Linked DNA regions of Homo sapiens: region 2 is linked to region 1. The links are chromatin loops, found by intact Hi-C in ENCODE. Cell type or tissue: OCI-LY7. All regions are shown on one strand. Each heading gives the region's core, and the rest is flanking DNA. Links, peaks and the distances in the headings are about the cores only.

Evidence for each region. A loop is a pair of places that touch in the nucleus more often than their neighbours do. Peaks named below come from ENCODE experiments on the same cell type or tissue, not always from the same donor. Only the 100,000 strongest peaks of a DNase experiment are listed, where the experiment ranks them.
Region 2: a loop joins it to region 1, with 4 times the contacts of the local background. A loop is called at or near these places in 2 of 110 quality-filtered maps.

Annotation. Positions count from the first base shown.
Region 1 is chr10:123,551,410-123,567,037 of GRCh38, forward strand. It overlaps LINC02641 (long intergenic non-protein coding RNA 2641), which reads left to right. Exons shown (of 12, transcript XR_007062326.1): 10 at 1,128-1,323; 11 at 5,002-8,787; 12 at 10,419-10,804. It overlaps LOC105378530 (a long non-coding RNA gene), which reads right to left and starts at 7,281. Exons shown (of 3, transcript XR_946395.3): 1 at 7,215-7,281. RefSeq lists enhancers at 1-21, 2,295-2,354, 6,938-7,656. In OCI-LY7, for the core only: CTCF peaks have their summits at 8,129 (motif pointing left) and 8,329; a DNase peak (open chromatin) is centred at 8,092.
Region 2 is chr10:123,215,554-123,231,181 of GRCh38, forward strand. No RefSeq gene overlaps it. Among named protein-coding and RNA genes, the nearest start is that of BUB3, 69 kb to the left of the region's middle. RefSeq lists enhancers at 6,781-6,860, 9,470-9,971. In OCI-LY7, for the core only: CTCF peaks have their summits at 9,728 (motif pointing right) and 9,932; no DNase peak of the experiment used is centred there.

The DNA of each region.
Region 1 (15,628 bases), core at 3,797-11,796:
CACGCCATGTTCCGAGGGGAGAGCATGCCAGGCAGGGATGGGGAGGATCAGCCGGGCAAAGGCCATGCAGAGGGAAGGAATGAGCTTGGCAGTTTCAGGGAGCAGCAAGGAGCCCTGACCTGCAGCCAGGTGAGCAAGGGAAGGGGAGCAGAGGAGGAGGAGAGTGACAGGGCCATCGTACAGGCCATCAGAAGGAATGGGAATGTTATTCTAAGTGCCTTGACATTGGGAGGTCACTGGGAGGTTTTGACCACAAGGGTGGCGTGAGCTGACTTGGCTTCCTAAAAGTCATTCTGGCTGCTGGGTGGAGAGTTAATCCAGGGACAAGGACAGAAACAGAGTTCAGGAAGGAGCGCAAGTCTACAAAATACACTGCCCTGTTTCCCGAGAAGACAGAAACGTTCTCAGGAGGCCCCTAGGTTTCCATGGCTTCTTCTTGCCTCCCCTTGGGTTGGCAATGGTAACGTTGACCGTTTCACAGCCGCCTTATCTGTGCCCAGAGCTGTGTGCCCATTCTGTCCTCAAGGTACCCCACTTCCTGTAGGAGGTAGGTGATCTCATACTCCCATTTCCATGACTGACTCAGCCATGTCACACAGCTGGTGAATGGTGGCTGAGCCCACATCCAATGGCTGTCTGGCCCCAAAGCCACTCTGCTCTCTTGACTCTCAGATTTTTTTTTTTTTTTTTTGAGACGGAGTCTCACTCTGTCGCCCAGGCTGGAGTGCAGTGGCATGATCTCGGCTCACTGCAAGCTCCACCTCCTGGGTTCACGCCATTCTCCGGCCTCAGCCTCCAGAGTAGCTGGGACTACAGGCGCCCGCCACCATGCCCAGCTATTTTTTTTTTTTTTTTGCATTTTTAGAGGGACGGGGTTTCACTGTGTTAGCCAGGATGGTCTCGATCTCCTGACCTCATGATCTGCCCGCCTCAGCCTCCCAAAGTGCTGGGATTACAGGCGTGAGCCACCGCGCCCGGCTGACTCTCAGATTTTTAAAAAGCCCCCACACTGCATGTGCCTTCGCCCCATGACAAGGCAAATCTGCAGCCACAGCTGCATGTCCCCTTCACAGTGTGGTCCTCTCTTGAAGATGCCCCACATTTGCCACCATGTTTGTCCCTTGAAGCCCTCCAGGATCTACAGGTGACCAAGAGCCTGCTGTCTGGTTATGGAAGGTCTCAGCTTTGGTTGTGTCAGTGAATGAAGACCAGGACAGTCACAGTTGTATGAGGAGGCTGGGGGCATCCCTTACAGTCCCTTTGAGGGAGGTGCAGTCCTTGTAGCTGGATGACCATAGAGAACCAGCTTCTCTGCTGAACCAGGTAAGTGCTGTAGATGAGGCCACCAGGCTGTTGGCCACCTTGAAGGGCACTGCAGGGAGGGAGTGCTTCTGTCAGTGTGTGGAGGCAGAGATAAGGCTCGGACAGTGGCAGGACTTCAGGGATATTTGTTGTGACTGTGTCACACAGCCAGAGCCACCTCCCCCAACCTTGGAGGCTGCTGACTCTGCCCCACCCTTCACTACACACCCAGCAGAATAGAGCGGTCACTGGCCAAAGGCTCAGGGGCTTCGAGGAAACTTAGCCTCTGTGGCCAACACCTGGCTCTCTGGATCAGCCATGGCTTAGCTCCTGTCCCAAAAAACACTCTGTACCTCTGAAAAGTGCTATAGGCCTGGCCCCTCAAGGCCCGGAAGCCCCAGGAAAGGCCTCCATGGGTGGAGCAGGGGCTGGTGTCAAGCAGGCGCTCTGCAGAGGCACAGATCTCTGCATGATTGATGCTGGAAAGGCCAAGCTTTCACAGGATACCCTCAATTTTACTCAGGCCCACAAAGCCCTTGGGGTTGTGCCTCGATTTTACTCTCGATTTTACTCAGGCCCACAAAGCCAGTGGGGCTGGCTGCCTCAGTGGCCGCAGTTCCTCACCGATTTCAGTGCCCACGCTTACTGCTCTGTGACAGAAGTTTCCCACATTGAAGAGGTGGAGCCTGTTTCCTACCTGAGAATCTGGACTGGCCTCAGGACTTGCTTTGACCAATAGCCAGTGGCAGGTGTGAGGGTGTACTCGTTCTGAGCCTAGCTCTCAAGAGGATGTTCATAGTCTGCCTGCTCTCTCTTGCACCACTGGTGTGCTGCAGTAGCCTTCGATGAGACCAGCCTACACCAGCCAACAGCCAAACACCCTTGGATTCACAACCAAACTCATCCAAAATCAGTTGAGTCCAGAGGAGATCTCCCAACCCTCAGCCTTGACTCATGGCTATAAATAATAAATGATTATCATTTTAAGCCACTGGATTTTGGGATTGGCTGTTATGCAGCAATAGCTGATGCACCTGTGAACTTACCCACCCACTTCCAACACTTAATAATGGTTTGAGGGATGACAAATGCTGGGGTTTGCTACTGACAACATTCATATGCATCATGATCATAATCATCTTATTAACACCATGTATTGGGCATCATCAGCTTCCCGCAGCCCCGTGCTAGAGACTTTACATATAGCATATGCTTGGACCTTCCCAACCACACTGGGAGGCAGGTATTATTCCTCCACATTTGACAGGTGATGAAACTGAGATGCAGAGAAGTTAACTAATTTGCCTGAGGTCACACGGACAACAAGTAGCAGTCACAGAATTCAGACCGTTCCTGTCTGCCTCATGCAAATGAAATATTCTCATGAAAAATATATTCAGAGAGCACCGTGCAGCCCCAGCTCCCTCCCCCCAGGTCCCAAGCTTCCTCCTGACTTTGGATCTTGGGAATCTAACTGGGGACCAGCGGGCAGTGCATGCAATGGCTTCAGTGCCATCAAAACCAGCATCTTTTACTTTAAACAGCCGAGGCAGCAGAATCGCTTGAACCCGGGAAGTGGTGGTTCCAGTGAGCTGAGATTGCGCCACTGCTCTCCAGCCTGGGTGACAGAGAGAGACTCCATCTCAAAATAATAAATAAATAAAATGCTTAGTCCCTTAGCTTCTGATCAGAAGAGCTGCCCAACTTGATCTCTGGAGAGCTCACATGAACTGACTTCTTTCCCAGGGAGCCGTCCTGATTCAAAATCCAGGCATAAGCCAGGAGTGGTTCCCCTTGAGTGACTCAGAGTTTCAGAGAGAGGGTGTGCATAGGTCTGGTTAACCTAATGTGCACAATAAAAATTTTTATTAAAAAGAAACGAAGAAGCTGAGGAGATGGCAATTGGCCATGGAAGGGCATTATTTTTTATTGGAATTAGGATTCTTTGATTTAAAAAATACATAAACCCTCAATTTTCTTTCTCTCACTTGGCTTAGCAGCCTGTGAAAAGTTTCCAAAGGCAATTTCAATATTGGCGGAGAGAACATCTCTGGACTTGCTCGCTTTTCCTGAACTGTCTGTTCTGAGAATTCAAGTCACAGCCACCCAGACTCCCAGCATGTGCGCCCTCTCGCCAGGGCCCCGGGGCCGTATCCTTACACTTGAGGCCAAATATCCATCCCAACACTTGCCTCTGTGTTCTCCTCCACATGCTCTTAGGGTTTTGCCAAGACAGACTGAATTTTATTTTAACAAATAGGTTTCTAGAGGTTTCGATTGAAAGGTAAAATTCCTGTGGTTCGTGAAGAGGCAACAAGCTCATGGATGTGATGATTGCTCTGCATAACTGAGGATTCTGGTTATCCGAGAGCCTCTATGAACTCAAGGGGAATGATCCTTAGATCAGAGCTGACTCCTTGTCAGGTAGCTTTTAATAAGTTGCGTGCTGTGCGCATTTTCTGGGTCATCTCATTTAATTTTCACAACAGCCCTTTGAGGCAGGTTTTTTATAATTTCTATTTCACAGAGGCAGAAGTGGAGACCCAGTAATGTTGAGTAACTTAAATTCAACCAGCAAACATTTATTGAATATCTACGTGTGTCAGGCACTGTCTTGGGCACAGGGGATACCACAGGATTGAAACTGACAAGGCAAAACTGCCCACGATCACAGAGCTGGGGGAGGCAGCCTCAGGATGAAAGTGTATGGGACTCCCAGGTATGAGCTCTGACCTGTTGTACTGAATCCCTGCTCAAGGCCACATCAAGGATTTTGAATAAAATAAACGACGGCACCCGGGGCACTTTTAGAACTGGCAAAGTGCACCTGGAGTTAAGCACCCACCTTTTGCACCTTCTCAGTTGTTTTGAATAAGATTCCAATTCATAAAAATGCATCTGACATTTGTTGAGCCCCAACCGTGGGCCAGGTGGACTTTGCTGCCTTCTCATGGTGGATTATTTTGGCAGTTCCTCAAGACAGATGCACCTTTTGCAGATGAGGAAATTGGACTTGGAGAAGTGACCTGATTTGCCCAGGGATGCTCAGTGGGCAGGTGGAATGGGGGCTTGGACCAGAACCAAGCACACTGGCTGCCTTCTGTGGGTTGTGCCCTGCTCCTGCCAACCTGGGTCTTGAATCTGCTTGGAAGTACAGTTGGCAGTAACTCACCCAGGGGTGTAATCCTCTCTCCCACATAAGACATCTGGCTGGGGGAGAAGGAGGGTGATCACTCTGCTCCGTCATCGCATTCCATCATTTACCGCTTCAAACTGTCCTGTTTAAACCTCTTCTCTTCCTACCCAGAGATGGACCTCCACATTTACTTCAAGGGCTGATGAGCAAACCACCGTCTCCACCTGCCTCCTGCGCAGGTGCCCCAGGGGCTTGCACTGTCCCCATGCACTCACTACGTACTCACGGGGAGACACTCCTGGGGCACCCAGCACCTGCCCAGTGCAGTGCCTGTCCAGGGCTGGGGTCAGGGACCGAGATACCTTTGCAGAATAGTGCTTGGTTTGAGTTGTCCCCAGGTACAGAGGGAGGTCAGGAGACAGGAGAATGGCAGGAGGGAGGCTGGCGAGGAGCCAGGGCCTGGTCCAGGGCTGGTGCCAACCTCAGAGTGTGAACCGCATGCTGTGGGCCTTTGGAGGCTTAGAAGCCATGGGGGAAGTGACCCAGGCCTCTGCTGATTCCAGGTTCCCAAAGACACAGCTGACAAGCCTCACCCTGAAAGGGGCTTCTTTGAGGGTTGAGAAGAACAAAGCGGGAGGAACTGTTTTGTCTTCGTGGCTGAAAAGATTTGCAGCCCCAAAGGAGCAGCAATGCACAGCTCATCCGAGAAAGCATAAACCGCTGAGAACATTCTCCCCTTCCGAGGGTCCTTTGAAAATGAACAAGCCCCAGTGTACCGGAAACACAGTGCAGACCCCTGGATGCCACCTTGTAAACAGGGCCGGGGGCATGTCCAGCTCTGCTCTACAACAATCGCCCTGTGTTGTGGGGGAGTGTGGACAGACCCCATGCTCCCGTTCACTGGAAGGCAAGCGAGAGTTAAGTTTCCTGGACTTCTTCTGAGCACCATTATCCGGGGGTAGCGGGCGTAGCCTCCAGAGCCTTGGCCTGTGCAGGTGTTTGCCCCGCACTTGACACTCCCCAACCGGGTGACGTCTCAGGTGTCCGAGGGGGAACTCCATTCCTGCAGCCCCACCAGGCTCGCCGAAAGCCTGGGCACCAGCATGCCTCGGGGAGGGCTGAGCCCCAGGCCCGGGAAGGGGTGCCTAGCTGACCCTGGCGTGTGTGTCCTCCTGGCTCACCTGGGGCACCCTGCCTCCCTGTTGGTGTTGTTCTGTCCAGCTCTGTGACCGCCCCACTCTCAACAATGAGGCGGCCTGTGGTCCTCACTGGCCAAATGGACTCTCCTCTGGGAGTTTGAATCTGTAGCAGCCACCCAGAGAAGGAGGGTGGGTGGACTCCCAGGAGCTCCCAGCCCTCTGAAGCCCAGTTTCATCATGGACTATCCAGTATCCTCCCAACATTTGCCTTAAGTTTCCACCAAGAATCTTAAATGGAACAGAAGATTTGGGGCAATGACATCCACCAGGGTGTCTCTCAGAAACATGCTGATGGGACCATGGAGGGCCTCATGGAGGCGGGGTCTTTTCCTCTGGGCTCTGACAGATAAAGGCATTGAGAGGTGAAGTAGGGAGGGGGTAACGCTGCTGCCAGGTGGGAAGATGGGGCCCCAGCAGTTGCTGGCTCCTCCGTGCAGTCCCCTGACCTCCTGCCAGAAGGGGGGCAAGGGGGGAGCCCTCCTGAGCCAGGGGCCATGCTTGGTGTGTCTCCTTTGACTGAAGTCACAGGACTGTTCCACCCAGAACAGCAGGGTTGGGGGAGCCTGGGCACCAGCATGTCTTGGGAGGGCTGAGCCCCAGGCCAGGGCAGGGGTGCCCCATGTCACCATCCCTCAGCCCAGCATGGCAGACTGACCATTTGCCTCAGTTTCTCTAATGCCATCTGCTCTTCACCTGAGTCAAGGGGATAAACAATTTAGAAAAACAAAGCCCCCGAAAAATGCAATCTCAGCATTAGGCATGGTGTTATAATAGAGACAGCATACAAGAGACTGAATTCTAGAAGCTGCAATCAACAGGCCGACTCCCTCCCCAGGGGCATCAGGGGCTGCCGGGGGTATCTTGGGCCCACTTACGCACGGGCATTTCAGGGGTCACAGGAGGTGAAAAAGCAGGCTTGGCTTCAGGTTTAAGGACCAAGAGAGACTCACCATGCTGTTGCCCCAAATGGTCACTTTCAAACCCACCAGTGTCCTCCAAAAAAGCTGCTTATATTTTTAAACACCAGGGTCAAATGTTTTAACAATAAATTCTTGTCCCGCAGTGAATAATTTGCTTTAGTTTCTGTGGGATTAGTAGTCATGGAAAGCTAGAGCTTTCCTTGCCTGTACTAACTGTCACTTCTGATGCACTAAGGACAGGATTAGGTACAGCCAGATGACATTTATATACAACAATTTTTCTGCTAATAAAATACCCTACAGATTCTTATGCAGCCCCAGCTTCACATGTCAGAGACTGAAAATAGCTCTAATCCTGACTCTCCCTCCACCCCCAGAATGAGAAGAGCATCTTTTTAACCCCCATTTAACAGTAGAGGAAGCCGAGGTTCAGAGATGGCAGCAGGGAGATCCCTGACTCCCATGGCCAGCCGAACAGGGACTGAAACCCAGGTCTACCCTCGGGGAGGTGACAGGCACCCTCCCACCCTCCTCCCTCTTTCCTTTGAAGGTTCAGTTCCAGATCTTGCCCTGGGTTGAAGCAAGAGATAGTTAAAAAAAAAAAAAAAAAAAAGAGTAAGATGAGGCCTCACCATTCCCAGAACACACTTAGCTTACATTTTCAGGTGTTGGAAGCCCCGGAGCCTCACAGGGGACCACGCCCACTGCCAGGAGCTGCAGCGATTCCCCTTTTGTGGTCAGGGAGGCCGTGGAGCCCTGGGTGACCCTGTGACTTCCCAGGCTGCAGGTGGGATTGAGCCAGGCACTGCGCACGCAGCACTGTGAGCCGCTGGCCCAGGCCAGGCTCCAGAGATGGGAGCTCCGCGGGTTCACAGTCGTCTGTGACAGCAGAGCTGAGGGGAGGACGCAGACCCTGGCCTGACCTTGGGCTACCTCTCAGGGTTAGGCCACTGCCTCTGCTGCAGACCCAGGCGGCGCCCAAAGCCTGGGCGTCCCTCCGCTGCAGTGAAAGGGAAAAGAAAACCGGGCTGCGGTAATGCCTGGAGCCAAAATCTCAGGGAGAAGCCCAGCTCCCGACACCTACCCTCTTAAAGTGCAGTTGGATTGAATGAGGCTAAAGGAAGTAACAGGAACCCCGGCCTGGAGGAAGGAGCACGTGCTATGGGCCTCAGAGGGTGGCAGAGGAGGTCTGCAGGGGCGAGAATCTCGGACAGAGCCGAGGCACAGGTGAGCGGTGCCCGGCACAGCAGCCTGGTAGATGGGATCGGGGCGGACAGCGGGGGAGAGCGGAGAGGGGTCCGCCTGGGTTCACACCCCAACACCCACCAGGAGCCCCTGGGAACCAGTCAGGCCCCCAGCCCAATCCCAGTTTCCCCAGGCCACTGCTGGAACAAAAAGCCTCACTGCAGACAATGGGCCCTTTCTGTAGATGCCCGCTCGGGGCTGGGCACAATCGCCGATTCATAAGCCAGGCAAGGCCCCACAATACCCAGGCTGTGTCCAAGAAGGACACCGACGGGAACTCGGAGAGGCCAGTGTCTTTGGTGGGGAAAGGCTGCTCCCTGGTGGTCCACAGGGGCAGTGCGCATGACCAGGGCTCCCAGACTTCAGGCAAGGATGATGGCGGAGAGACACGGCTTAGAAGTCATCCCACCATATGGACGGGGAAACTGAGGCCCAGAGACATGCAGAGACTTGGCTCGGACTGTTTTCTTCAATGTGAGATAGGATTTGAAGGGGGAAAGTGAAGGAGTTATTTCACCTGATGTGTTAAGTGCGGAGTGAGGTAGGTGGGATTTAGAGGGGAAAGCGAAGAAGGAGTTATTTCACTCAAAGTGCGGAGTGACGAAGATGAAGGAACACGAGGTAGCCGGGCAGTGGGTGCTGAGTTGGCTGACACTGGCTTCCTTCCAGAGCGCAGGGGTGCATCCTTCCGAACCTCGCATTCAGTGACGTCACCTTGGTGATTTGAAGTAGGCCCTGGTGGAAGTATTTACACCATGGACATCAGCAAATGCAACCAAGACCTCCCGCTACCCTGGAGAGCTGGGTTTAAGACATTTGCCAGCACACCACTGCCCAGGGACCAGTCTCAGCTCCAGAGCTGTGGGTTATTGGTAAAGGATGTGATTTCATTGAGCCTCAGTTTCTGTATCTGTAAAGCAGGAATCTATCACTTATGAAATATCCTGTGCAGGCACAATCTTAGGTGTGGAGGATACAATACAACGTAAGTAAGATAAAAGTATCCACCTGTGTGGAGCTTGTATTTTGGTGGGGAGACAAACAAGGGAACTATAATGATATGTCATGTCATAATACATGCAATGATGACAAAGCCAGGTGAAAAGGCGATGATGGTCATTAAGTTCAAGATGGGGAGGGGTTGGGGTGAGGGCTGGCCTGTCTGAGGAGGGGCATTTGCAGTGCTGGAGCAAGCCATGGAGGACAGGAATTGCTCCAGTCAGAGGAACAGCAAGGACAAGGGGCCCAAGACGGCATGTACTAGAGGCTCCACGCATAGAAAAAGCCAGCCATCCCCAGCGCTGTAACTGAGTGGCCAGTGGTGGGAGGTGAGGTCACAGACGCGGAGGGGGCATACATGGGGTGAGCGTTTCAGTCTCAAAGTATGGACAGCCCCAGGGGCTTTTGCAGAACAAAGTGATAAGATCTGATTTGCCATTTAAAATAATCCTTCTGAGTTCCTGTGGGGTAAAAGACTGGAGAGGAGGGTGTGTGAGGTGGGGCCAGGAGCCCAGGGAGCTAGGTCGGGGCCCCTCTGCTAAGTGAACAGGGGAGAACAGTGCCTTGTGGTTTCCTGACATTTAAAGTGGAGGCTTTAAGGTACATGGGTGCCTCACATCTTCAGGCATTCCAGACGCCGCTTCCTCCCGCTCCTGATTGTACAATAACCTTTACCCTCTGTGGGGTATCATTCTGTGTGCATTCATCCTCATCTGGGTCATGTCTCCCACTTACTTGGTGACGACCTGGGGCTTAGAGATACTGTGGAGCCTGCTCAGGGGACACAGCCAGTGAGCAGACACTCAGTCTCTCAGGTTCCAGGCCAGTGGGGCGTGGTCTTGGAGGGTCTGGCTGGTCAGAGTCCCTAATCAGCACCCAGCTCTGGGCTTCCTTTCCACACCTCCCATGCCTCTCTCCATGCAGCTCTTTCCCCAGCTACTGAGACCTTCTGGGCCCTTTCCCTCATCACCGCTCCCTGCCTAGGACCCTTCCAACTTCCTCAATTTCCAACAGGAGTGAATAATCAGGAGGCTTCCTCCTGGGGGATGCCTTTACCTGGATGGGCCTGCCTCAGGCTGTTCTACCTGAATCCATTAACTCCTGAACCATAAACCACAAATTCCCCAGGGCAGGAGTCGTGTTCATCTCTGTGGACTTGAGGGTCTGGCCCTGAGTAGCGGCTTGCACGTGTTGTTAGCAATAATGACAGCTGGGCTTATGATGCAGGTACTGTGTCACGCAAGGTGCTGAGTGCTTTACCTGTGGTGTCTTATTTGACCTTCACAAGCACCCTGAGAGGAAGTTAAGGATATTATCCTTTTCAGCACTGGGTACGTTATTTGTTGGGGACAATGCAAGATAAAAATGTGGAGCCCCTTGTTAAAGATTGTTAAGAATTATTAACAAATTATTTAAAATTTATTAAGAATTTCAACAGCAGAGCATTCAAGCAAGCATGGGTCCATCTAAGTATGACTGTGCAGGTTGAATGCCTATGAAGTAAACTCTGTCCCCATTTTAAGATGAAGAAACTGAGGCTCAAGGAGGTTAAGTAATGTCCCTGGGGGTCATGCAACTAGGAAACAGCAAAGTTGAGATCTGTGTTCTTTATTACAGTCTTTGTAATAGTTAATTTTATGCATCAACTTGACTGGATCACAGTGTGCCCAGATATTTGATCAAACATTATTCTGAGTGTTTCCGTGACAATGTTTTTGGATACAATCAACATTTATTTAATTGGTTGAAGACCTGAATAGAACAAAGAGTTCAATTCTCTCAAGTAAGAGAATTCCTCCTGTCTGACTACTTCAGAATTGGGACATTGGCTTTTTCCTGCCTCTACACTACAACTACACCATCAAGCCTTCAGACATGGAAAGGAACCACACTATTGGCTCTCCTCGGTCTTCAGCTTGCCAACTCAATGCAGATCTTTGCATTTGTCAGCCTTATAACCATGTGAGCTAATTCCCTAAAATAAATGTCCTCATTTAAATGTATTTCCTATTGCTGTTTCTCTAGAGAACTCTAATACAACCCCATACAAAAGTACACCACACTAGAAGAATTGGGTTAAATCGAATTACAAAAAAAAGAAGAAGATTAAACTCATATGCTCATAATTTGGGACTTTCATGTTTGTAATTATCTGCTAAATTCCCTCAATGGCCCATTTCATAGAAGAGCAGAACTCCATGGCTCCTAAGACTCTATGTGCCCCTCAGTCTGTTGCCACCAGGCCTCTTCTCTTGCAACTCTCATGCTCATTGACACATTCCAGCCATGCTGGCCTCCTTGATACTCCTCAACAGGCCAGGCAGGTCCTGCCTCAGGGCCTTTGCATGTGCTGTGCCTCTGCTTGGACTGCTCTTCTCCCACATCTCCACATGGCTGCCTCCCTCCCTCCCATCTTTACTAAGCTGCTGCCTTCCTTGGGAGCTCATTCTGGCCTCTCCATCTCATATGCTCCACCCCTTCACCAGGCTCCCCATCCCCCCTGCCGCCTAGCTCTTATCACCACCTGAGAGGACAGATTTCACTTCTTTTTCTTGTTATTTGTAAGCTCTATCTCCAAGACCTAGAACAGCGGTAAACATGGGAAGTAATTATTTGTGCATAATTAAACAGTTGAGGAAGGGACCTTGGCCCAAACTGATGATGCTGTTTCGAGTGTGCACCCTTCTGCTGGCCCATATCTGCTGGCCCAGCCTGGAGACCAGGAAGCTGCCCAAGGTGATTGAGTCACTCGAACAGCTGCCCCTGCCAGGGAAGGAATGTGCCAGATTCCACTCCCCCAGCATCCTCCAGGGCCCCAGTACTGGAAGGCAAGGCTGCCTCCAGGTCCTGATAATCATAGACTCCTGAGAACTAAAGACCAGCCTGGCTCTGGGAAGAGTCTTAGACCCCTACACACCTGGGGATGTTCTAAGGTCTTTCTAGCTACAAAAGAGTCCGTCTCCTATGTCCTATGAAAGACCCTCCCCAAGGGCTGTAGGACTTTGAGGGTGGGTTTTTAGCTTCCTGGTCTAGCGCTGCCCATGCCAAAGGACCTTGATCTTGTTCTCCAAGAAACACTGGACCAGTCCTTTTCAGTAGGCCCAGGTACTCGCTCCTCTGTGTCTGGGAGACCTGGGCCTCGCCCCTTGGACCCAAAATGGCAAGAAGAGGCAGCTCTGCAGTGCCTTTGATGTTGCAATGTCATCTTACCGGCAGTCCCTGTAGACATGCAGTATTGGCCTGCACCATCAACTCCTGCCTGCCAAAGGGCATGTGGCTTGGGACTGGTTTGCAGGCACTGAGCCTATGATGGGACATTGGGCTCGGTCTCCTTGTTGGGTCTGTTTTCCCAGACCATACTCCAAGTTTCTGAGTCCCCCTACTCATTCTGTCTGTCCTGCCCTTCCTGGCTCTGTGGTCGCTGGAGAGGAGAGGGCACGCCTCAGAATGCCAGCACCAGAGGGGCCTGCAGGATCTTCCAGCCCACAGGAATCCCAGGCCCCAAGAAGCAAAGTGACCAGCCAGAAGCCCCAGGGCCAGCGCTGGGCAGGCTGGACCCCCGAGTGACTGGGTCATAACACTCCTCTGCTCTCCGTACCTTCTACTGTCCATGAGGGGAGGTATGAGGTCAGGAGTTTTCAAAAGTGTTGTTTAAGCAGCTGAACATTTTTATTCAAAGTAAAACTAACATGAAAGCGAATCTACAAATCAGATATGATGGTTAATTTTATGTGTCAACTTGACTGGGTTAAGGGATGCTCAGCTGGCTGGTAAAATACTTTCTGGGTGCATCTATGCGGGTGTTTCCAGAAGAGATTCGCAGGTGAATCAGTGGACAGAGTAAGGCAGCTCCACCTTCAGCTCAGGCAGCATCCTACACGTTGAGGGCCCAGACAGAACAAAAAAGGCAGAGGAAAAGTAAGTTCTCTCTCTTCCGAAGTTCAGGTATCCACCTTCTCCTGGCCCCAGACATCAGAGCTCTAGGACCTTGGGCCTTCAGACTCCAAGACTTACACCAGTGGCCCCAGTTTTCAGGCTTCTGACAGAGTTGCATCATTGGCTTCAGACCCAGCTGAATTCCACACCAATTTCCTGGTTCTCCAGCCTACAGATGGCAGATTAAGGGATTCCTCGGCCTCCATGAGCACATGAGCCAATTTCCATAATAAGTCTCCTCTTATGTGTCTGTAGTTGACCCTTGAACAACACAAGTTTAAAGGGCATAGGTCCACTTACTTGCAGATTTTTTTTCGACAAATATATTGAAAAAATTTTTGGAGAATTTACGACAATGTGAAAAAACTGGAAGATAAACCACATAGCCTAGAAATATTGGAAAAAATAAGAAAAAGTGGCCAGGTACAGTGTGGCTCATGCCTGTAATCCCAGCACTTCGGGAGGCTGAGGTGGGACAATTACTTGAGTCCAGGAGTTTGAGACCAGGTTGGGCAATGTGATGAAACCCTGTCTCTACAAAAAATACAAGAATTAGCTGAGTGTGGTGGCACATGCCTGTAGTAGCCACAGCTACTTGGGAGGCTAAGGAGGGAGAACCACTTGAGCCCAGGAGGTCAAGGCTGTAGTGTGCTGTGATCGCGCCAGTGCATTCCAGCCTGGGTGACAGAGCAAGACCCTGTCTTTAAAACAAACAAAAAAAAAAATCAGATAAAGTGAGGTATGTATTAGTCAGGGTTCTCTAGAGGGACAGAATAGGATAGATGTATATATAAAGGGGAGTTTATTAAGGAGTATTGACTCACACGATCACAAGGTGAGGTCTGACAATAGGCCGTCTGAAAACTGAGGAGCAAGGAAGCCAGTCCAAGTCCCAAAACCTCAAAAGTAGGAAAGCCAACAGTGCAGCCTTCAGCCGATGGTTGAAGGTCCAAGAGTCCCAAAGCTGAAGAACTTGGAGGCCAATGTTTGAGGGCAGGAAGCATCTAGCATGGGAGAAAGATGTAGGCCAGGAGACTCGGCCTTTAGAATGTGGAGACTCTAGTCTTTCCACATTCTTCTGCCTGCTTTTATCCTAGCCACACTGGCAGCTGATTAGATGGTGCCCACCCAGATTGAGGGTGGGTCTGCCTCTCCCACTCCACTGACTCAAATGTTAATCTCCTCTGGCAACACCCTCACAGACACACAATACTTTGCATCCTTCAATCCAATCAAGTTGACACTCATATTAACCATCACAGGTATATTAATGTATAAAATATATGTAGATGCTAGGCTATTTATGTATTAATCAACTGTCTATGTTATTGAGAAGACTTCTGGTTGGCAGTAGGCTATTAGTAGTTAAGCTTTTGGGAAGTCAAAAGTTATATGCAGATTTTTAACTGCAAGAGGGATTGGTGCCCCTCACCCTGGAGTTGTTCAAAGGTCAACCTTGTATATATTCTGTGGTTATGTTCCTGTGGAGAACCCTGAGTAATATACCAGATAATGGTAAATGATCATAAAAGAGCCCAATGAATTTGGTGGATGCTATGTGCCGGACACTGTCGAGTCCTCCTTACTGCCACCCCATGCATGGGGACCATCATTATCCCCATTCTAGAGAGAGACAGGAAAGCCCAAAGTGGCAAGAAACTTGCCCAAGAGCACAGAAGCAAAGCTGGGGTCCTAACACAGTCAAATGATTCCCTTCGAGGGGCTGGCTTTCCTGAAATCATGGGGGAGGGGCTACCCTGGAACCGCCCCCACCATGGCAGCTCCGAGGTCCTCAGAACATAGTTTGAAAGCCCCCCGTCCTGCCCCACCCCACCACCCTCCAGCACTGTCCTGTGTCATCTCACCAGCTTAGCTCTGCAAAGGAAACCCTCTCTGCTTGCGTTTTAAATTCTGTGTGTGACATCAGATCGTGTGCATTCTTCCACCATGAGGTTTTTTTCACTCAGCATTGTTGATGAGATTTATCTGAGTTGACACGTGTAGTTCTGGTTCCAGCATTTTTACTGCTGTATAGTATTCCATTATATGACATTTCCACATTGTACCCATTCTCTTGGGTAAAGGTTGATTTTTAAAAGTTGACATTGATAAAATCCCTAATAGCTCTTTTCAGCTCCATATAGGGTGTCTTTTTCTCCCCGCCAGCTCTGCCAGCACCTTCTATGCCCTGCACACTCCTAATGACCATAATTCCTGATCCCCACCTGTCATCTCATCCCCACTGAGGGAGGTGGCCTCTGGACAGAGGGGAGGCAAACCTTCCCCACCTGGGCAGCACCTGGCCAACTGCCTGTAGGGTTGGAGGACTTGGTGCATTTGCCCACCTAGGGACAAAACGCAAGGCTGAGGCCAGGGCAACGCATTCTCTGCGCCCTGTAGGAAGTCAAGGGAGGCCTCCCTCCCTGCAGCTGACATTTAGGGCATCTCTTTGAAAGGCAGAGGGTGGCTGAGGTGCTATGCTCTTCCCTGACAGGCAGCGAGAGCATTATTTCCCCACGATGAGCTAAGTATGGTGTTGCTGCCATCCTGGAGGTTGGGTGGGAAGGGCTGGGGATGAAGAAATAAGCTGACAGTCATGGTTTCTAAAGCAAACACATGAAAGTTTATCAACAAGAGAATGGATAATTTGCGAGTTTCATGTAATGGAATGCTTATTGCAGTAAAAATGGTTGAACTTGAACTACATGTATCTACTGAGATCAATCCCATAAACAATGTTGAAAGAGAAAACCTAGTTAGGTGTGGTGGCTCATGCCTGTAATTCCAGCAGTTTGGGAGGCCGAGGCGGGTGGATCACCTGAGGTCAGGAGTTCAAGACCAGCCTGACCAACATGGAAAAACCCTATCTCTACTAAAAATACAAAATTAGC
Region 2 (15,628 bases), core at 4,790-12,789, 330 kb before region 1:
AACAATCATGTACAGGCCTTTGTGAGGACATAAACCTTCATTTCTCTGGGATAAGTGCCTAGGATGCAATTGATGGGTTGTATAGTAAGACTGATTTTTTTTTTTAAGATTGTTATGTTTTCACGGTAAATTGACCCTTTTATCATTATGTAATATCCCTCTCTGTCCCTGGCAATTTTCTTTACTTTGAAGTCAACTTTTTTTCTTGTGTTAATATAGCTACTCCTGTTGCTTTCTTTTGATTAATGTCTGGATGGTATGGTCATTTCTTAGTATCCTTGGGGAATTGGTTCTAGGACCTTCTGTGGATGCCAAAATCTGCTGATGCTTAAGTCCCTTATATACAATGGTGTAGTATTTGCACGTAACCTACACACATCCTTCTGTATACTTTAAATTATCTCTAGGTTACATATAATACCTAATACAATGTAAATGTGATGTAAATAGTTGTTATACTGTATTACTTAGGGAATAATGACAAGGAAAAAATCTGTACATGTTCAGTATAGGTGCAGTTTTTCTTTCAGATATTTTCAATTCACAGTTATTATGTTGGTGCAAAAGTAATTGCAGTTTTTGACGTTAAAAATAATGACAAAAACCACAATTACTTTTGTACCAACCTAATAGTTGACTCCACAGATGTGGAAACTACAAATACTTTCAACTTATATATATCACTATATTTGAAGAGAGTTTCTTATAGACAGCATATAGTTAGGTCATTTTTTTGAAGTCAATTCTGACAATCTCTGTTTTTTAATTGGCGTGTTTATATCATTTACATTTAATGTGACTATTGCTGTGATAAGCTTAAGTTTGCCCCTTTTTTTGTTTTATGTTTCTTCTCCTTTTTCATTTTTCTGTTTTTTTTTCTGCCTTTCTGTGAGTTGCTTGAACATTTTTTAGAATGCTAATGTTTTTGGGTATATCTCTTTGTATGACTTTTTTTTAGTGGTTGCTTTAGACATTGCAGTACATGTACATAACTTATCTAAATTGACTAGCGTCCACATTTACCAGTTCAAGTGAAGTGTAGAGACCTTATCATCTTTTATATCCTTTTGTCATTCTTGATTTATCATATTATTGTCTTAAACATTTTCTCTAGGTACATTGAGAACCACATTAGACAATTTTATAATTTTTGCTTCAACTGCCAAACTAATATAGAAAGCTCAAGAGAAAAAGGAAACACTATTGTATTTATCTGTATTTTTGCATTTTCTGTGCTCATTCTTCCCTCCTGAGGTTGCAAGATTTCTTCTTTAATCATTTTCTTTCTGTTGAGGGAACTTCATTTAATTATTCTCTTAGGACAGGTCTGCTGGTGAGAAATCATCTTAGTTTTTTTTTTTTTTAATCTGGGAATGTCTCGACTTCCTCTCCATTCATGAATAATATTTCTTTTTTACTGGATATAAAGTTCTGCATTGACAGGTCTTTTCTTTCAGTACTGAAAAATGTGCCAATTTCTTCTGGCTTTTTTAGTTTCTGATGAGAAATCTATAGTAATTTGGATGGTTTTTCTCTTATAAGCAACAAGTTACTTTTTTTCTGGCTGCTTTCAATATTTTTTTCTTGTCTTTAATTTTTAGAAATTTGACTGTAATGTATGTTGAAGTGGATTTCTTTGGGTTTATCCTGTTTGGGTTTGCTCAGCTTTCTGAATTTGTAGGTTTATGTCTCTTGCCAAATTTTGTTAGTTTTTAGCCATTATTTCTTCAAGTACCTTTTCAGCTGTATCCACTTCCTCCTCTCCTCCTGGGACTCTACTGACACAAATGTTTGATCTTTTGTTATGCAGTAGTCATCTCTTGGTATCCACAGGAGATTAGTTCCAGGACCCCTCTCGAATACCCAAATCCACCGATGTTCAAGTCCCTTAAATAAAATTGCATAGTATTTGCATCTAACCTAGGTGCATCCTTCTATATACTTTAAATCATCCCTAGATTACTTATAATACCTAATACTATGTAAAATGTCATACAATATAATACCTAATACAATATTAATAGCTTTATACTGCATTGTTATTTATTTGTATTATTTTTATTATTGTATCATTTTTTATTTTTTTTCCCCCAAATATTTTCAATCTATGGTTGGTTGAATCCATGGATGAGGAATCCATGGATACAGAGGGCCAACTGTATTTCCCAGGCTCCTGATGTTCTGTTCATTATTTTTAGTTTATTTTCTCTCTAATCAATTTGAGTAGTTTCTATTGTTTTGTCTTCAAGTTCATGGATTCTTTTCTGTGTCTTCTCCATGCTGCTGTTGAGCCCATCCATTGAGGTTTTATTTTGGTTATTGTGTTTTTTGGTTCTAATATTTCCATTTGATTTTTCCTTATAGCTTCCTTATAGCTTTGGTAGTATTTTCTGTTTCTTTGCTGTTATTTTCAATTTTTAAAAATTTGTTGCATGTTCTTAACTGCTTATTGAAATATTTTTGTAATGACTACTTAAAAATCCTTATTAAATAATTCTAACATCTGTGTCATTTTGGTGTTGACATCTGTTAATAGTCTTTTTTCATTTATTTTGAGATCTTCCTGGTTCTTGGTATGAGGAGTGATTTTGAATAAAACCTAGGAATTTTGATATTATGTTATGAGACTCTGGGTCTTACTTAAAATTTGTGTTTTAGCAGGCTTTCTCTGACACTACTCTAGTGGATGAAAGAAACCACCATGGCTAGGAGGGGCATTAGTGCCTCTTTTCTACACCCTACATGGTCTCCACTGCCATTATGTATGTATGTGTGTTGGGTGAAGGGGTGGCCTTGTTCTCTCCAATGATACCACCCCAGTGGGGAGAAGGAGCACCTTTTTATACATGGATTGGGTGAAAATCTAAGCTCCCCATGAGGTCTCCACTGACACCTTGGTGGTGGTGGGGCACCTTGTTTCTCTGGGTGGGATGAAAGTTCAAGCTCTCTCTCAGCCTTCTTTGACACCTCCCTAGCAAGGCTAGGGTGGGGGTTGGGGTGGCTTGTTGCAGCCTGATGAGGGTGGATGTTTAGGTTCCCCACTTGGCCTCTGTGGGTCCACTGGAGGGCTTTGAGGTGTGGCAAGATCGGATTGTAGTTTTAGAAAGTTCACCCTGATTGCCTTATGAAAAATATTAATAGCTCAGGCATGGGGTGGATCAGAGGGTGGAGCAGGAGAGCAGTGAAAAGGCTATGGTAAGATCCAGGGTCAGATATGGTGGCTGGGAGGAGGACAGTGGAAGCCAGAGTGGTGGTAAGAAGTGAGACTCCATATCTACGGCAAAGGTTGAGTTGGCAGCATTTACCAAGGGACTGGATGTGGATGTGTGAGGAAGATAGGAGAGGAAGTGGACTGACTGAGCCAATGTGGGGTGAGAGCAATGGTTGATTTGGAAGTTGCTTTTTTTTTTCTTTTTTTTAAGTAAGAGAAAGTTAAAGCATTTTCATTTGTTTTTAATGGGAGCAAGATGTTCAGGGAGCCATCTTCTCACAGGGAGCAGGAGAGCAGGATAGAGCCCTGGGTGGGGGAACAGGCAAGATGCTTATGAAGTCATTTGTGCAGCTGCGTGATCTTGGACAACTGCTCCGGTTCATTTAGTTACTTAGATCTGTAAGCCTTCGTTTTTATCATCTGGAAAATGGCAATAAAAGGGGAATCAGCCTCATAGGTAATCCTCTGTGAGAATTAAAAGAGGTGAAGGATACACTGAACATAGTGCCTGATGCCTACAAAGAGAGCCATGATGTTCTTTCTCTTCGCAATGGAAGTAGGATGGAGCTGCCGATTCTGCTCCCTGATCCTGGACCACGGCTCCACCCTTGTCCTGGTGTTGACATCCCTTCAGGGGTAGGGGCATGGGCTCTAATCCACATCTTTGCCTCTGATTTTGCAGCCTGCTGAAGGGCCTTCACCTGATCTGGCAGGTGCTGTGAACACCCTGAAAGCTGTTGAGGGTCCAACAAGATCACCCTTGGTGTGGACCGACCTGGGCACTATTGACAGTTTGAATCAGATAATTCTTTGTTGTGGAGGGCTGCTCTACATACAGTAGGGTGTTGAACAGCATCTTTGGCCTTTATCCACTAGTTGCCAGTAGCACCTTTCCCCCATGTGACAATCAAAAAATGCCCCTGGACATTGTCAGATGCCTCCCAAGGAGCAAAATTACACTGATTTGAGAACCACCAGTGCAGACTGATTACTGAGGTGTAGTGACTGGGGGATGGCAGAGGAGAGGGCCCTTTGTGACCTTGGATGGGGCCCAGGGTGGGAGTTTTCTGCCCTTTAGAGGGAGCTTCAGGTTGTTCCTCTTGGCCATCTTCACACAGAAAAGGTCACAGGGCCTTTGTCTCAGGGCTGTGGTGTGCTCTGGAATGGGGAGCAGGATAGGAGTGTGGCTGCTGTTCCCTGCTCTTCCCTCCTTTCCCCAACTACACCTTGACCTCCATCCCATTCTCCTCCTGCCCCTGCTGGTCCCCCATGGCTAGCCATGGGGCAAGTGTTGCAGGATGAAAAGGTCAGAGAAGTTCCAGAGCCATCATCAGAGAGGAGAGGGCCTCTATGCAGTCCTTCCACTGAAGCATCCATTTGTAAATAAGGAATAGCTCAAGAATTGGGCTTTAGAGTCATTGGAACTGCAGGCAGTGCCCGTCACTGCCATTTCCTAGTTGTATGCCCTCAAGGGCAAGTAACTTCTCCTCTGGGCCTCAATTTCCTCATCTGTAAACTGGGATAATTACATCCCTGCCTAATAAGGCTGCAGTGAGGCTAAAATGCCCTGATGGATATAAAGCATTTAACAGAGTGTCTGCTACATAAATATTAGCTATCATCATCATCATCGTCATCAAAAACAATCATATGTGAAAGTACTTGGTGGATTGTGGGGCTCTATACACATGGTAGTTGTAGAAAGGAGGTGTTCTGTTGAGAGACTCAGGGTGTCTTAATGCTGTGCATATTATTTAGTAACCAATCAGATGCATGTTCCCAGCCTTAGAAACTGTCACATGACAGTCTTAGGACTACCAAGGCATAGGACAGGCAGGGAGAAAGGAAAGACAATATCATCTACTTTGCTAACAACATACTTCCTTGGAGGAGAATGGGCTGAAGGGAACATGAAGTGTGTTATTAAATAAATTTTCAGTCATTTCTTCAGAAGGGTAAGGCATTCAGAGAAGGAAGGGCACCCTTGAAGATGGAAAACATTTATCATGAGGATGTCCAAACTTGATACTTGCCCTGCATAGATCTGAGCCCCCATCTCCCCAGTGTCCATCACACCTCAGGAGATACTTCTCAATGTCTAAGCGAGACACGGTGTCACTTTAACCCAATTCCACAGACCCTGTGGCCATAGCTCAGTTGCTTGAGAACAAACTAGGAGAAGCAGCTGCCAGCTGAAAGTTACAGGTTGCTTCCATTAACCCGCCAATGACTACACTTGACACAGAAGAATGGGTCTCAACCTCCCACGTCTGGTGATAGATTGAAGAAGTTCAATTTGCTTGAAGTTACACTTGGTGGGAACTTTATTACCACATCTGTCTTGACAATCTTCTGTTCTGTCTGCTTGCATGTTCCTGGAGAAGCTTTGAACTGCAGAGTCAAGTCTCTGCTTTCTTTGAGCTCCCGAATTCTCAGAGGTGACCAAGAAATGGCTATTCTCAGATTGGGGTGGTCTTATCCTGGCATTGATTGGAGAACTTCACAGGGTAATGTAGTGGGGTAGTCTCCTTAGTCACATGGCCTGTGGATTGGTCCCTCTCTCTGGGTTGACACTCTGAGGCCACATTTACCCTGACAAGCCAATTTAATGCATTCAGCTTGAATAGGGGTTCATTCAAATCAGGAGAACAATTTGTTTGTGAGTGGAGGGGGGCAGGGGGAGGGGTAGATTGAAAAATTGTTATTCCAATAATTTTTTCTTGGTTGCTAGTAAGAAAAACCCAATGCACACTGCAGTAAATAAAAATTTACTGGGATTGTGCATGTCTTTTGCAGCAACATGGATGGAACTGGAGGCCATTATCATTAGTGAATTGACTCAGAACTAGAAAGTCAAAAACCACATGTTCTCACTGATAGGTGGGACTTAATGGCCACACACAGGCATATAGAGGGGGATAGGAGACATGGAGACTCCAAAAGTTAGGAGGGTGGGAAGAGGGTAAGAGATGACATACTACCTATTGGGGACACCATGTGGGTGATGGGTACACTAAAAGCCCAGACTTTATCACTATGCAGTGTTTCCATGTAACACAAGTGCACTTGTACCTCCAAATCCATAAAAATAAAAGATTTTTTAAAACGAGATTATGTTATAACAACACAAAGGAATTGTAAGTAATTCAAAGATACTCAGTTACTGTGGGCCCTCATGTGGGAGAGGAAGCAGGATTGGAAAGGGCCACGTCCAGAGGCTGCCATCTTTTTCACTTTTCTCCCAGTCATACCTCATGGCTGAAGATGGCTCTCCTATAACCTGGAGAGTTTACATGTCTCCCTTCTAGCCAGTCTCAGGGACCAAGACAAATATACTCCAGCTTCAATTCTAACCTCCATCCCAAGGCCAATAATGTGGTCAGGGGTGGAGTTAAGTATGACTAACGAGGCTGCCGGGGTCTTTCCCCTTGGGTTGGGAGAAGTAGCTCTCACAGAAAGGGGCTTTTAGTGAGTTTGGTAGACACCTGTTTCAGTTATGTATTATTGTTTAGGAAACTAACCCAAAACTTAGTAGCTTAAAATGACTGCCAACTTTGTCATTTCTTATGATTCAGTGAGTTAAGAATTTGCACAGAGCATAGTGGGATTGGTTTGTCTCTGTTCCACTTGATGTCCATGGGGGCTGGAACAGCCACAATGTCTTTTTCACTCACTGTCTGTAGCTCAGCTAGAAGGTACCCAGGGCTGCAATAAGTCCTGGGTATGGGGCTTGTTGTCTCAAGGCATCTCTCTTCATAATAACCTCTCCATCTGGAGTCTCTAGCAGGGTAGCTCGACTTCTTATATGGTGGCACTAGGCTCCCAGGAGGTTAAAAGCAGCAGCTTTAAAACGTTCTGGAAGCTGAGGCCAAGAATTGGCATGGTATCACTTTCCCTGCATTTTATTGGTTAAAGCAGGTTGCAGTCTCAGTCCAGATTCAAGAGGAGGGAACTACACAAAGGCCTGAATATGAGGAGGTGTGGTTCATTGGGGATCACTAAGGTAGTAGATTACCCGTATAACTCAAGAGCTTCCACTACAGCAAATGATCAGGTTGACTTTATTTAATTAACTAGCTGAAGGTGAAGATGTACACGTATTAAATACAGCTAACTTCACTGACCATGGAGAAAAGCACTAATCTTCAGCCTTATCCTTAGTCCAGAAGGCAAATCCCCACCTCGAAATAAACTTGTGAAATGATACTGAGTTACTGAACGTTGATTCCTCCCTTATCTCGGTTAAGCCTTCACACCTTGTTGGTGGATTGTTTCCATTACTTCCTAAGTGGCCTGCCCCATTCCAGCATTTCTTTGTTGTAATCTGTCCTCTACCCTGCTTCCAGGCTAATCTTTCTAGAATGGTACTTTTATTGTGTCATTCTCCTGCCCTAAAACTTTCAATGATTTCCTTGTATCTACCAATGAAATCTAAAATTTTTTTTTTTTTTTTTTGAGACTCTCACTCTGTTGCCCAGGCTGGAGTGCAGTGGCATGATCTCAGCTCACTGCAAGCTCCGCCTCCCGGGTTCATGCCATTCTCCTGCCTCAGCCTCCCGAATAGCTGGGACTACAGGCGCCCGCCACCACGCCCGGCTAATTTTTGTATTTTTAGTAGAGACTGGGTTTCACTGTGTTAGCCAGGTCTCAATCTCCTGACCTCATGATCTGCCCACCTCGGCCTCCCAAAGTGCTGGGATTACAGGCGTGAGCCACTGCGCCTGGTCAAAATCTAAAGTCTTAACCTGGCTTTCTATGGTTTCTGTAGTCTGGTTCCGACCAACCATTCCAAAGTTATGGCCCATTGTGCTTAGACTCAAAATCAGTCTTCCAGCCACTGCAATTTTCTCTCTGGTCCTCATTCTGGCGCTACCCCTTTGCTCGCCCTGATCCCCTTACCTGGAATGTCCTTCCTCTCTCAGCTGCACCCTTATTAGCCCCTCTCACAAGGCTTTGCAGGTCCTTGTTTTCCCTGCCACTCCTGGCCACAAGGACCTCACCTTTTACAATCCCCTCAAGAGAACCCTGGATTTTAGCATAATTACAGTCATGCATCAATGACTGACCAGCTTCTCATAAGGTGATTTTAATGGAGCTGAAAAATTCAGCTATGACCTAGTGACATTGTAGTTGTTGTGAATGTCTAGCAGAATGCATTACTAAGGTGTTTATAGTCATGCTGGAATAAACAAACCTACTGCACTGCCAGTTATATGAAAGTCTAACATACACAATTATGTATAGTACATAGTACTTGATAATGATAATAAATGGCATTGTTACTGGTTTATTTACTATATTATACTTTTTATTGTTATTTTAGAGTATATTTCTTCTACTTATAAAAAAGCAGTTAACTGTAAAACTGCCTCAGGCAAGTCTTTCAGAAGGTATTTCAAAAAAAGGCATTGTCGTCATAGAGACGACAGCTCCATGCATGTTATTGCACCTGAATACCTTCAAGTGGGACAAGATGTGGAGGTGGAAGACAGTGATATTGATGATCCTGACCCTGTGCTGGCCTAGGCTGATGTGTGTGTTAGTGTCTTAGTTTTTGTTATTAATGTTTTTTAAGAGATGGTGTATTAGTCCGTTTTCACACAACTGACAAAGACAAACCCAAGACTGGGCAATTTATAAAGAAAAAGAATTTTAGTGGACTCACAGTTCCACGTGGCTGGGGAGGCCTCAAAATCATGGCGGAAGGCAAAAGGTACATCTTACATGGTGGCAGACAAGAGAAAATGAGAGCCAAGTGAAAGGGGTTTCTCCTTATAAAACCATCAGATCTCATGAGACTTGTTTACTACCACAAGAACAGTATGGGGGAAACCACCCCCATGATCCAATTATCTCCCACCAGGTCCCTCTCACAACACATAGGAATTATAGGAGCTACAATTCCAGATAAGATTTGGGTGGGGACACAGCCAAACCATATCATTCCATCCCTGGCCCCTCCCAAATCACATGTCCTCACATTTCAAAACTAATCATACGTTCCCAACAGTTCCCCAAAGTCTTAACTCATTTCAGCATTAACTCAGAAGTCCATAGTTCAAAGTCTCGTTTGAGACAAGGCAAGTCCTTTCTGCCTACGAGCCTGTAAAATCAAAAGCAAGTTAGTTACTTCCTAGATACAATGGGGGTACAGGCATTGGGTAAATACAGCTCCTCCAAATGGGAGAAATTGGCCAAGACAAAGGGGCTACTGGCCCCATGCAAGTCTGAAATCCAGCAGGGCAGTCAAATATTAAAGCTCCAAAATGATCTCCTTTGACTCCATGTCTCATATCCATATCATGCTGATGCAAGAGATGGGCTCCCACAGTCTTGGACAGCTCTGCCTCTGTGGCTTTGCAGGGTACAGCCTCTCTCCCGGCTGCTTTCACAGGCTGCCATTGAGTGTCTGTGGCTTTTCCAGGTGCACAGTGCAAGCTGTTGCTGGATCTACCATTCTGGGGTCTGGAGGACTGTGACCCTCTTCTCACAGCTCCACTAGGTGGTGCCCCAGTAGGGACTCTGTGTGGGGACTCTAACCCCACATTTCCCTTCTGCACTGCCCTAGCAGAGGTTCTCCATGAAAGCCCCGCCCCTGCAGCAAACTTCTGCCTGGACTTCCAGGACATCCGTTTCCATACATCCTCTGAAATCTAGGCAGAGGTTCCCTAACCTCAATTCTTGACTTCTGTGCACCTGCAGGCTCAACACCATGTGGAAGCTGCTAAGGCTTGGGGCTTGCATCCTCTGAAGCTATGGCCTGAGCTGTATCTTGGCCCCTTTTAGCCATGGCTAGAGTGGCTGGGACGCATGACACCAAGTCCCTAGGCTGCACACAACAGGGGGGCCTCGGGCCTGGCCCATGAAACCATATTTTCTTCCTAGGCCTCCAGGCCTGTGATGGGAGGGGCTGCCACAAAGGTCTCTGACATGCCCTGGAGACATTTTCTGCATTATTTTGGTGATTAACATTTGGCTCCTAGTTACTTATGCAAATTTCTGCAGCCAGCTTGAATTTCTCCTCAGAAAATGGTTTTTTCTTTTCTATTTCATCATCAGGCTGCACATTTTTCAAACTTTTATGCTCTGTTTTCCTTTTAAAACTGAATGCTTTTAACAGTACCCAAGTCACTTCTTGAATGCTTTGCTGCTTAGAAATTTCTTCCACCAGATTCCCTAAATCATCTCCCTCAAGTTCAAAGTTCTACAAATCTCCAGGGCAGGGGCAAAATGCCACCAGTCGCTTTGCTAAAACAGCAAGAGTCACCTTTACTCCAGTTCACAAGTTCCTCATCTCCATCTGAGACCACCTCAGCCTGGATTTCATTGTCCGTATCATTATCAGCATTTTGGTCAAAGCCTTTTAAGTCACTAGGAAGTTCCAAAGCTTCCCACATTTTCTTGTCTTCTTCTGAGCCCTCCAAATCATTCCAACCTCTGCCTGTTACCCAGCTCCAAAGTTGCTTCCATGTTTTCGGGTATCTTTACAGCAGCACCCACCTTACCAGTACCAATTTACTGTATTAGTCTGTTTTCACGCTGCTGATAAAGATATACGTGAAAATGGATACTTTATAAAGAAAAAGAAGTTTAATGGACTCACAGTTCCACTTGGCTGGGGAGGCCTCACAATTGTGGTGGAAGGCAAAAGCCACGTCTTACATGGCGGCAGACAAGAGATAATGAGACAGTTCTCTCTGTCACCCAGGCTGGAGTGCAGCAGCGTGATCATAGCTCACTGCAGCTGCAAACTCCTGGGCTCAAGGGATCCTCCTGCCTCCTGAGTAGCTGGGAGTAGAGGCCTATGCCACTAAGCCCAACTAATTAAAACAAAATTTTTTTAGAGACGGGGGTCTTGTTTTCCAGGCTGATCTTGAAATGGCCTCAAGTAATCCTTCCACCTCAGCCTCCCAAGTAACTGGGATTACAGGTGTGAGTCACTGCACCCTGCTCTGTCTTAGTTTTTAACAGCATATTTTTTACAAAGGAAAAAAAAAAGCCAGATGTGGTGGCTCATACCTGTAATCCCAGCACTTTTGGAGACCAAGGCAGGTAGATTGCTTGAGTCCTGGAGTTTGAGACCAGCCTGGGCAACATGATAAAACTCTGTCTCTACCAAAAATACAAAAAATTAGCGAGGCATGGTGGTGCACACCTGTATTCCCAGCTATTCGGGAGGCTGAGCTAGTGAGGATTAACCGAGCCTGTGAGGTTGAAGCTGCAGTGAGCTGTGATTGTGCCACTGAATTCCAGCCTGGGTGACAAAGTGAGATCCTGTCTCAAAACAAAAACAAAAACAAAAACAAGAAAAAAAGAAAAAAAATTAAAGTAGAAAAAAGCTTATAGAGTAATAATATAAAGGAAATATTTTTCTATAGCTGTACAATATGTTTGTATTTAAAGCTATGTTATTACAAAAATATCAAAGTTCTTAAAATAGAATTAAAACGTTTATAAAGTAAAAAGGTTACATAAGCTAAGATTAATTTATTATTGACGAAATAAAATAAAAATAAGTTTTTATAAATTTAGTGTAGCCTAAGTGTATGGTGTTTAAACATCTACAGTAGTGTACCATAATGTCCTAGGCCTTCACATGCACTCTTCACTCACTCACTGACACTCACTCAGAGCAACTTCCAGTCCTGCAAGCTCCAATCTTGGTCAGCGATCTATACATGTGTACCTTTTAAATATCTTTTATATGGTATTTTTACTGCACCTTTTCTATGTTTGAATATATTTATATGCACAAATACTTACCATTGTGCTATAATTGCCCACAGTATTCAGTACGGTAACATGCTGTACAGGTTTGTAGTGTAGGAGCACTAAGCACTAGTCTATCCCATATAGCCTAGGTGTGTAGTAGCACATCTAGGTTTGTGTAAGTTCACTCTGTGATGTTTGCACAGTGACACATTTCTCAGAATGTATCTCCATGGTTAAGCAAATCATGACTATATATTCACTTTGGGAGTTCAAAGGAATTTAGCAGGGATAATTGAGTCTGTAGGAATCCCTTCAGTGACAGAAGTGGATGGGTTATCTAGTTCTTAAACTTGTGAGTTGCAGAGTTGAACTAGCAGGGTTGAGTCTTAGCTTTGTCAGTTATTAGTCATTAGCCTTGGTTTTCCTCTTCTGAAATCGGTGATGATATCAGTACATACTTAGAAGATGAAATGAGTCTACACCTGTCAAGCCGGTACCAAAGAGCTTGGAAAAAAGTAAACACTTGAGGACAGGTCACTGTGTTCATCCCATTGTCACCTACTTCCAGCCTCTGCTTGAGAGATGGCTATCTCAGTTTTCCTGGATGCTCATTCCTTAGTTTGGTAGCCTGAAGTATTAGAAAGTTCTTCATTTATGGAGCTGCAATTTGTCTATTTCTACCTCAAAGTCATTGGTCCTTGTTTTGTCCTCTGATATGACACAAGAATCAGTAAAATCTCTTCTCTGTAAGATGGTTTCTCAAATATTGAAGGTGGTGCTATGGTGTGAATGTTTGTGTCCCCCCTAAAATTTATATGCTGAAGCCTAATACCCATTGTGCTTGTATTAAGAAGAGGGGCCTTTGGGAGGTGAGTAGGTCATGCATGGGCTTAATGCCCTTATAAACGAGACCTAGGGGAGCTTCTTTACCCAGTTCTACCATGTAAGGACACAGTGAGAAGGCGCCATCCGTAAGAAACAGGCCCTCATATAACACAGAATCTCCTAGCTCCTTAATCTTAGATTTCCCATCTTCCAGAACTGTGAGAAATAAATGTGTGTTATTTATAAACCACCAAGTTTATGGTATTTTTGTTATAGCAGCCTGACTAGACTAAGACAGGTGGCTATTATGTCCCCATGAAATCTCTTCTCTAGGTATAACTCTCTGTTTCCTGCCCTCATTCCTCAAATGCATGGTTTTGAGAGCCTTGGTCTTTGGTTTGAGTGAAACATTGGTTGGAACAATACCCTGCCACTCATTCCTTTGGAATTTAAAACTTATTGGTCTATCTTCAGCTGCCGATAGAACACATCAGCACACCAGGTACCCCTTGATGACAAGAATCTCTCCGTACCAAAAAAGGACAAAGTGTCAATTTTAGAATACAATGTAATGGACACACAGCCCATCTAATCCTCCGGGAATTCTAAATTCTACTTTTTCTATCATGTTTTACAGGTCATCAGAGAGCAACATGCCCAAATCACGTGAGCATATGCTCTTACAGGATGTTTTTTCTGAGTTATGTTGAAAATCCATTTCTCATTCTTTTCATATGAAAGCAGTGCTATCAAATCGTGTTTGCTGTTTTTATAAAGTCATTTGTGCCAACTCTGTCTTCTTTTTGTCCCTACAGTTCCCCTGGGAATCTGTCTGTGACTACGGAGACCTCACACCATGAGAAGGGACTATACCCCCTTGGCCCATGCACCTGTTAGGCTCCCTCACCTGACCATTAGAGAGCACCTTGACAGAGAGCTGTTAGGGGCTGCCCATCCTCTGTGTGTCTGATGATCAAAGTAAAGAACTCTAGTTTGTCTTAGTTTTTAAACTCCTTAAAGTTTTTCTAAGGGTAGCTTCAGGCAGAGGGAAAGGAAATGTTTTCATAGATCTGCTGGGCATTTGGGGATTTTGAATTTCTTTGGAATTCAGAGACCTTAGCATTTTGTGGTATCCCATCCCCTTTGGGTATCTTTATGTTATGCGGGTTCCCATTTGCTTTCCTCTGTGTAGCTAATTAAGCACTTCATGCATTAGTTGCATAGAGGCTAATTACGACAGATGATGTTTTAGCTATGGCACCTGTATGTAGAGCTCCCTGTAGACAAGATGGCCTGTTTGTTTTTGCAGAGACCAAACAATCTTAATTTTGAGAATACCAAAATGAAATGGAAGACATTTTTGCACACACAGTGAGGAAATAGTGGAAGACGCTGGCAATCCACAGCCAAGTCCAGTAGCCAAAGGGTTTCCAGAAGGACTCTGACATTTCTTCCTAAGGAACCCATTGGCTGTGGTCCTTTAGGAATTCTAAATGCCTTAACTGAAATATTTGTTAATATTATAGAAAAGAAGTATTAGTCCATTTTCACGCTGTGATAAAGACATACCTGAGACTGGGCAATTTACAAAATAAGGAGGTTTAATGGACTTACAGTTCCACATGGCTGGGGAGGCCTCACAATCATGGCAGAAGGCAAGGAGGAGAAAGTCACGTCTTACATAGATGGAGGCAGACAGAGAGCTTGTGTGGGAAACTTCCATTTTTAAAACCATCAGATCTCGTAAGACTTATTCACTATCACTATAACAGGATGGGAAACACCCACCCCCATAATATAATTACCTCCCACTGGGATGTGGGAATTGTGGGCGTTACAATTCAAGATGACATTTGGGTGGGGACACAGCCAAACCATATCAGAAATCCACAATTATTTTGATAGAGAAAAACTCTTTGATGCAGTGCAAAGGGTAGCCTTGGTAGGTGCCCCCCATCCAGCTCAGTCCCAGCCCCTTGTGAGCCCCCACCCTGCTCACTCTCCCCCTCCTCGAAGACTCATTTGTCACCATTGTGTGGGTGTCATGTTCGGTGATGAAGTGCATTCTCGCTCTTTGCCTTGGCAGCTGTGTGCAGGAACAGGCATGGCCACAGAGGTGAGAGGGAGGCTGGGCTTCTCATTGCTCAAGGCTCATGAATCATGTCAGGCGGGTTGGTAACCTGAACCCATCTCACCCCTTGCCACAGACCTCCATGACATTCCTTCCAACTTAATTTCAGCCTAAGGGATGCTTTTAAGAAGATTTTAGAGCACGAAAAGATCTCTTCAAAAGAATTGTAGTTGCATTAAAAAGTAATTATCAGAGCTTAGGGGTATAGATCTGCTGCCATATTTTACGTAGAGAGTAATTCATCTCCCAGACCCTGAAACATCATTACATAATAGGTTAAGGACACCAACCCAGGTGATACTGGGAAAAAGGTAGTAAAATCACCAAACCCCTGGAAATGATGAGCAATATGATTATGACAAAATAGCTCTGCCCTCCCGCTACAGCAGTTTCCAATATAACACAATTTAAAAATAGCACATCCTCAATGAGCCCATGCATAAAAGTGTGGGCAAATGCAGTTTATCTGGGACCCCCAGGCTAAATGTGATATTTATCTTTGAAAGACTTGGCCTTTTTGGCATAAAGAACCAGATATTATAATGAGAAAAAAGATGACATGTTTCCAAGTGTCCATGTCATATACAGCACTGTGCCAAGTATTCACATGTGTTATTTGAGTCTTACAGTAAACTAATAAAGGTGACTATTGCTATTTATTCCTATTCTACAGTTGAGGAGTCTGTGAGAATCAGAATGTTTTTGGTTGTAGATAACAGGAAACAACTCCAATTGGCTTAAACAAGAAT